Linked DNA regions of Homo sapiens: region 2 is linked to region 1. Evidence: chromatin contacts called from ENCODE Hi-C or POLR2A ChIA-PET data. All regions are on one chromosome and are shown on one strand. Each heading gives the region's core, a stretch centred on a gene start or an enhancer-like site at or near the end of the contact. The rest is flanking DNA. Distances are from core to core; before and after follow the strand shown. Region 1 holds the start of KLF7 (KLF transcription factor 7). Region 2 overlaps PIKFYVE (phosphoinositide kinase, FYVE-type zinc finger containing).

Evidence for each region. A loop is a pair of places that touch in the nucleus more often than their neighbours do. ChIA-PET counts read pairs that join two places held with the same protein, here RNA polymerase II (POLR2A). Pooled maps may share reads with other maps.
Region 2: a pooled map shows a loop between it and region 1 (5-fold over the local background). The contact joins the enhancer-like site here to the promoter of KLF7 in region 1. A Hi-C loop is called at or near these places in 2 of 37 single-sample maps with no recorded cell type and 4 of 50 pooled maps. POLR2A ChIA-PET finds 5 or more read pairs at or near these places in 1 of 52 experiments (GM10248).

Annotation. Positions count from the first base shown.
Region 1 is chr2:207,164,323-207,167,798 of GRCh38, reverse strand. KLF7 (KLF transcription factor 7) reads left to right here and starts at 1,851. Exons shown (of 4, transcript NM_003709.4): 1 at 1,851-2,332. The coding sequence starts at 2,231. It overlaps MIR7845 (microRNA 7845), which reads right to left and starts at 1,399; the gene lies at 1,301-1,399. RefSeq lists silencers at 340-389, 1,010-1,649 and enhancers at 7-715, 716-1,423, 1,424-2,132, 2,140-2,239, 2,841-3,476.
Region 2 is chr2:208,309,564-208,313,039 of GRCh38, reverse strand. It overlaps PIKFYVE (phosphoinositide kinase, FYVE-type zinc finger containing), which reads right to left. Exons shown (of 42, transcript NM_015040.4): 13 at 745-804. Among named protein-coding and RNA genes, the nearest start is that of PIKFYVE, 45 kb to the right of the region's middle. Within about 2 kb of position 1,544, at least 2 of the 41 ENCODE cell types and tissues checked have a DNase peak (open chromatin) inside an H3K27ac peak, as active enhancers do.

The DNA.
Region 1 (3,476 bases), core at 602-3,101:
TCCCACTATTTCTGTTTCTGAGATGGGTAGATACAAGTTCTGACCCAGTAATTCGCTCAAAGTCGTGCAGCTAGTTAGCTGGCAGCGTCCTTGCACATCTAATTGCAGATGCATCTGCATCTACATTAGAGTAAATGTTCCAATTATACTCATACAATGAATGCTATGAATCTGGCCAACAGAATTCCAGACACTAACAAGTAAATAAATCAGGCTTTCCTCAATCCCAGTAATTCATGTTTAATATTCCTTGGCAAATACTGAATTTCAATCTGTGCTTATTTCATAGAGTAGAATCTTTCAAATGTTGTGTTATCGAGTCCTACATAGTCAAAGGGAGGGGAAAGACAAGGAGGGTGATTAAGGTGAAGCGTTTCTTCCATTACTGGTAGAACGAAGTTTCTCATCTCTTAAGCACCGAATTCTGCAATCATTCCAAAAGTGGAAGCTCAGCTCACAGCGCATTTTGGGGAAGCTTAAACCACACTAACCATTTAAGGTCAAGCAAACAATTGGCCAACCCTAACGTGAATTGTGCAGGGTTTTCATCTCAGATGTAACAGATCTCTCTATGTCTACATCCCAACTCCAGAAAACGAGAAATCGAGTTCCTCCTCTCACCATCGAAGCTCTGCAGACACCTCGCTGGAGACCCCATGGTGAGCCTCATCACGTAAAGGCCCCCTCGCAAGCTGCCGGCTCCAGCTTGCGCCCCACGTCTACCTAGGCTCCCTCTAGCCTCTTTAACGCACAGTCGAGCAACAGGCCCCTTGCAATCAACTCTAGCCGCCGGACTCCCGACCAGGTCTCTCGCTCGGGGTCAGAAGGAGGCGCGGGAGGGAGGGCGGCGGCGGCGGCGCCCGCGGGGCGGGGCGGGGACTGTGCGCAAGCGGGGGGCGGGCGCAGGCCGCGGTCTCGCTCCGCTCCCCTTTGTTCTCTCCCATTGTGTGGCACTTCCTCCTCAGGCGCTTCTTCTCTGCACCCTGGCAGCCCGTGGGGAGTTCGGGAAGGGGCCCTGGATGCCTTTTCTGCTTGTTTTTGAGTACGTGAGGACCTCCCCGGCACCGCCTCGCGCGGGTCCCTGCCCCGTGCCCAGGCGGAGGCGGGGTGGCCACTGTCCTTCCTTCCCGCTCCGCGCCCTCGGCGGCTTCCCCGCGGCCCCCTGCGCCGCGCCCCCTCCAGGAGGCGTCCTGACCCCGCACTCCGGCCTTTCACCTCCCGACCGTCAGCCTCAGGGCCGCCGCGGCGACGCGCGACCCCTTCCCTCTGAGGGGCGCGGGCTCCGGACGCGCCGGGCTCTGCCAGGCATCTAGTGGAGGGTCGGAGGTCGGCGACCAGCCCGAGCCCAGCCGTCCCGGGAGCTGGCGCGAGTGTCGCCACGACCCTCCCTGTCCCTTGCGCTCGCGCTGCCCGGCCGCCGGGCGGCCGCCTCAGCCCCCTTATATAGCCCTCTAAAAATAGCTCGCCTCGCACCGCCTTGTAAGGCAGCAGGGAGATCCGCAGCGTGCCAATCCGCGCCCGCCGCCAGGGCCAAGCCCCGCCCCAGGCTCTGCTCCGGGCTCCCCATTGGTCCTCAGTGACTTCATGAGCCCCCTGTTTACCTTACATGGTCACACGCGGCCTAATGGACGCCCTCCTCGAGATCCCACGGCTGCGCGGAGAACCGAACGGAGGGAGGGAGTTTGGGGAGGGGGAAGAGCAGGAGGAGGAGAAAAGGGAGGGGGAAGACTACAAACTAGCAAGGATGGGGTGGGGGGTGGGGAGGGAAGGGAAGGGGGGGGAAGAGAAGCGATCGCGAGAGAAAAAAATGCAACCTCCCAAAATAAAGAGCAAAGATTGCATTAGGAGCGAACAGCGCTGCAGAAATAGATGGCAGCTTCGTGTCAGTGAGTTTGCATCCCCCTTCCTGATCCACGAGCTGGAGTGATTAGAGCCCTGGAAGGGAATTGTTACTCCCGTGGAGAAGTCCCCTTTTCCTGGCAGTCGTCTGCACTGTACACGCTGGATGCCTCTCTCCATCCACCCCACTCACTCGCTCCTCTCTCACCTCCTCTCTCCCTCTCCTGCATTGATTTTTTTTTTTCCTTTTTAGTTGACTGAAACAAAACAAAACAAAAGGGCCACTGGATGTCTGCCTTCTTGGGGGGTGAGCCAGACAGACTGACAAACAAACAGCCCCAACTGTGTTCGGGGGAGGGTTTCGCCTCCCGTTTTGCCCGGCAGCAGCAGCATGGACGTGTTGGCTAGTTATAGTATATTCCAGGAGCTACAACTTGTCCACGACACCGGCTACTTCTCAGCTTTACCATCCCTGGAGGAGACCTGGCAGCAGGTGAATGATTTAAATTACTTGTGTAAATCGTGTGGTGGCGGCGGAGACGCAGGGGCTGCGTTGGTGTGGGCTCTGGGTTGAAATTTTTGTTTGTTTGTTTGACTTTTTTTTCTTCCTTTTTGGCTGTCTGTTGTTGAAAATGTTTTCTGAAACAGTCATCTGCGCTTACCTCTCCACCCACCCCTAACCTCGTAGAGTGCCGAGCTGAGCAGCCGGTGCGAGCTGCCTGCGTTTCAGTCGCCAACACACATCCCTGCGCACACGTTGTCGGGTTTGCTGTCCCCTATCAGAGACCTGCCGAACTTCTGGGGTTCGGAGGAGCCGGGTGGGAAGGTGGTTTGGGGTGTTAGGAGCGATTGCTGACAGGGACCACGTTCTCGCATGCATGAGCTCTACCCACTTGATACCTGAAATCAGGTTCATCTGTTTCAACTGGTGCTTATGACCATCGGATGGGGGGCGGGGGAGGGTGGGCAGGAGCAAAGCGGAGTGTTTTTCAGTAATTAGCGAGTGTCAATAAAGAATAGGAGCTTGATTTTGAGATTAGAAGGTAGGCAAAAGAGAGAAGAGCCCACTGACAAAAGATACTCAAGGAGGACGGGAAGATGTAGCTGAGGCTGACAATGAATTGTAGGTTTTCCCAGTGTGATCCCTCCAGAAAGAGAACACCCTCTATGCGTGTCCTTGTTTCTCTTTTTTGTTTAGGGTCCTTCTCTAGTTAGGCAGCACAACCTCGGACAAAGGCTGATGTGTGCTTCCATGCCTTTGACTTTGTCTTAGAGGACTAGTTAAGAAACTCCCAGGATGCTGAAGGGCACCGATGCCAAGTTGGCTAGCCGTCCCAGGGAGGATGAAGTGGGGCTGGTGACAAGTTCACTGGGCTTTGTGAAGTGGAATAAAGAAAGTGCTGGTCAGTGGAAAGTGCTGGCTCTGCTGCGGAAACAGTGGTTTTTTTCAGCAGCGATTAGGAGCTGCTGAGGGGACATTCTGCAGGAAAGATGGTGGGTGGGGGCGGGGGGACACGGGTATTTAAAAATTGTACAGTGTGCACCATGGAAAGTCCAAGAAGACAGTCCGGATTTGCACATAGGAAGTGTGAACTTGTACAGTCCGTCCTGGAGAAACCCGCTTGCCCTTGGGGGGA
Region 2 (3,476 bases), core at 295-2,794, 1.1 Mb before region 1:
TACATAAAGGGCCACTCTGTAAACTTCTAGCCGAACCAGATGCTTGGAGATGAATTTAGAAGCACTGCCAAGCTATCAGATAAGCTGCAGTGGCTCCTTGTACCCGCTTGCCTTCTCTCTTTGATCTGAAACCGTGGGAGCCAAGAAGGAAGAGAAATTTTCTCCCATTATCTGAGGCCTAACCAGTGGAGTACTATGGACTAAGAATGTCTTTACTCTAGGAAGCTAAGCTAAGCTAAGTAGGGAAGGAATAGGAGAAGGCTAATCTCCTTTTGTGTCCAAAAGAAATTTATCATCAGAGTTAGTTCTTTAACCTCTACTGCCTGCTTCTCTTCCTCACTCCACAGGGCAAGCAGCATCCTTAACTGGAGATCTGCCTGTGGGCTTTTTGACAAATTTGACAATCCTTGATGATATTTATATCAATACTTAATATTATATTCACAATACAGTTAAGTGTAAACTATGTCTTTAAAAGAATTAAGTTCAAATTCTACTTAAAAGTTTTTAAACAATTACTTTTCACATCAGAGACCTCCTTCTCGCAAACCAAGTCCAAGTTTACATTCTTGGTTCTCAACATTCTCTAAATCATTATATATATTAAAAACTGTGTTCCCATGATACCACCATAATCAAATATATTTTCAGCACCTTCTCTGTGCTAATCAATGTGCTAAGCCCTAAGTATATCCTCATGAAAAAAAGAGACACCATTCCACATACAGCTTTTTATAAAATTACCTTTGATGAAAGCGTCACTTATTGAGAGCTGTTGTCCTCCAGTGTCAGAAATCAAATACTCTGCATACCAGGGAGACAACAGAGAGGAGGAACAAAAGTAGAGACATATGACTATAACATGTCAGCATAATTATATAGAGAATACGCCCACACACAAAATATTACTCATACTAAACCCATCACTGCCCGGCAAATTCAAGAAAGCTTTGGGTAAAAATGCCTCTTTATACTTGTTCTATGCACTTCATACTAAACTTAAGCAGACTTGCATTAATAACACAATAGAGCCGTGAAAACAATTCTCCTTAATTCAAATGTCAGATAGAGAAATGTTTTTCTCTTACCAAAACCAACCGGTTTATGAAAATTAAATCTTCAGATACTTGTACGACCATCCTAAAAGATTACAGTTCTTTTCACATGTAACTTGATGATTTAACAAATAATCACTTTGCCTATGCACAAAGCAGTTCATACAGAACCCACCTGATAAAACAATATAAACTTTTTTCAAATTTCAGAATATAAGCTATAAAACAAATTAATACAGAAGTGACATTGGCAGGAATAAAGATAAAACTCATCAGTATTTGTATTAGTTCCAAATAAGTGTTTTTGTTTTTCAAAAATTATATCAAACACTGCCAAATTTTTGCTAGACATTAACTGAACACACTCTGAATGCTTTTAATATATTAAATACTTTTCTTACAAGTGAAACTTACTCTTTACTTCCCCGTGAACTTTCTCTAGGTCTGTGACCAAGCATAGCTCAAATGAGGTTCTTTCCACTATGCAAATTAAAACATGATGCATGTAAACTCCTTTACGGTAAAGGATCTCCACAAAATTTTCTCCAAGTACATTTATAAACAACTGGGCTTTAAAAGTTACTATGTTTATAAGCCAATATGCTCATCCTTCCAACCAGGAAACAAAGAAAATATTTTATTTAGAAAGTTCAAGTGCACTATGCCAAATACAATAAAATCGAGTATGTGGGCAAGATAGATGTTACACTTTATTTCTACTCTTCCCTCACAGGAATGAGTAACACCAAATCCTATTAGTTCAATTAATGTATTGTTCTTTACCAGCCTTCTCACACTAAAGCTTAATTGTATCTATATGAGACTCCAGAAATGGTGGATTTTCCCCATTTAGTTATGAAAAAAATTCAAACCTACAGAAAATGCTGTATACCATCCACCTGAGTTCAACAATTGTTAAGGATTTGCCATATATGTGTATGTTTCTTCCCCCCGATCATTCAAAGTTACACACATCATGACACTTTACCACTAGGACATCAGCACAACTCTCATAAAAATAAAGGTATTCTTCTCTATAGCCACAAAATTATTTACATATTTGAGAAAATTAACAATGTCTTAATAGCACAGAATTAGCCCATACTCAAGTTTATCCAACTGTCTCCAAAATGTTTTTAATCCACAGTTTTTCTTCTTAAGCCTCGATGCAATCAAGTTCACACATGGCATTTGGTTCCTGTATCTCTTCATTCTCTTTTAATCTAGAACAGATCTCCTGTCTTTTTTTCTTTTCATAACATGAATTTAAAAGAACCCAGGTCAAATGTTCTGTGCAATGTCCCACATTCGGAGTACAATCCATTGTTTTCTCATGGTGTGTTTAACTTGCTCCTCTATCCCATGTTTTCCTATACACGGAAAACTACATCTAGAGATTTACGGAAGCCGTGATTTTCACCTTCTTCTCTAGGTTTTACTTGCTAACTTTCCAAGAATAGTTCAGAATCCTGCTTGTAATACATAATAAAATATATTTTAACTGTACAATTCTCCAAGACCAATAATGAAAAATTAAGCCAGTTTTACGAGCTTCTGAAAATAGGGTTTTCTCACTTCAGACAGAAAGCATAAGTAGTATTTTTTAAAGTACAGATATTTCAACCAATTTTATAAATCCAATTTTCCTCAGCCTGAAACAATATAGGACAATCCATAAGAAAATATTTAATAAGTACTACCTTTAATTTCAATGTAAAGATAAAAACCATTCCCATTTGTATTTATACAAAGGGAATGAAAACCAGAGGCAAAAGAATTCTATTATTTTTTCACGTAACTACCAGTCTCCCTGGAAATCTTTATTTTCTGATAATCAGTGTTCATCTTGACTATAACACTCAGCAAACTATTACGCTTCAACTTCACAAGAAAAAATGTAAAAAGAATAACTCGTTAGTATGTTAAAAACTAAGAGAGAACTGTGAAAGCCAGTAATATTTATTAAGAGACTTTTAAAGTCTTCAAATTATAAGACTGCAAATGACCTAAGAGGTCAATTTAATAATTATCTTCTTCCTAATGCTGGAACCTCCTCTGTAATATTCTCACTGAGTAGGCTAAAGGATTATAATTTCTTTTTAATTCTAGATCTAGATTTTTCAGTTCACAGATTTAGAATTAAAAGAAAACTTAGAAGTCCCCAAGTCTATATAACGCATCACCCAATGCAGGCATCTGTCCTCAATAACCATGACAGGTGGACATTCAGACACAACCTGGACACTTACCATGCACAGTGGCAAAAGTTCACTACTCCCAACTACTGAATCTAGTTCTTCCTTCAGCCATATGCAAAATAAATATAATTTCTTTCAGGTACTCTTCAGATACCTAAAGGAAACACCACGTCTTTTTTCCATTTTAAATAGTCCAGCTTTCCTTAGCATGGTTTTCAGATGT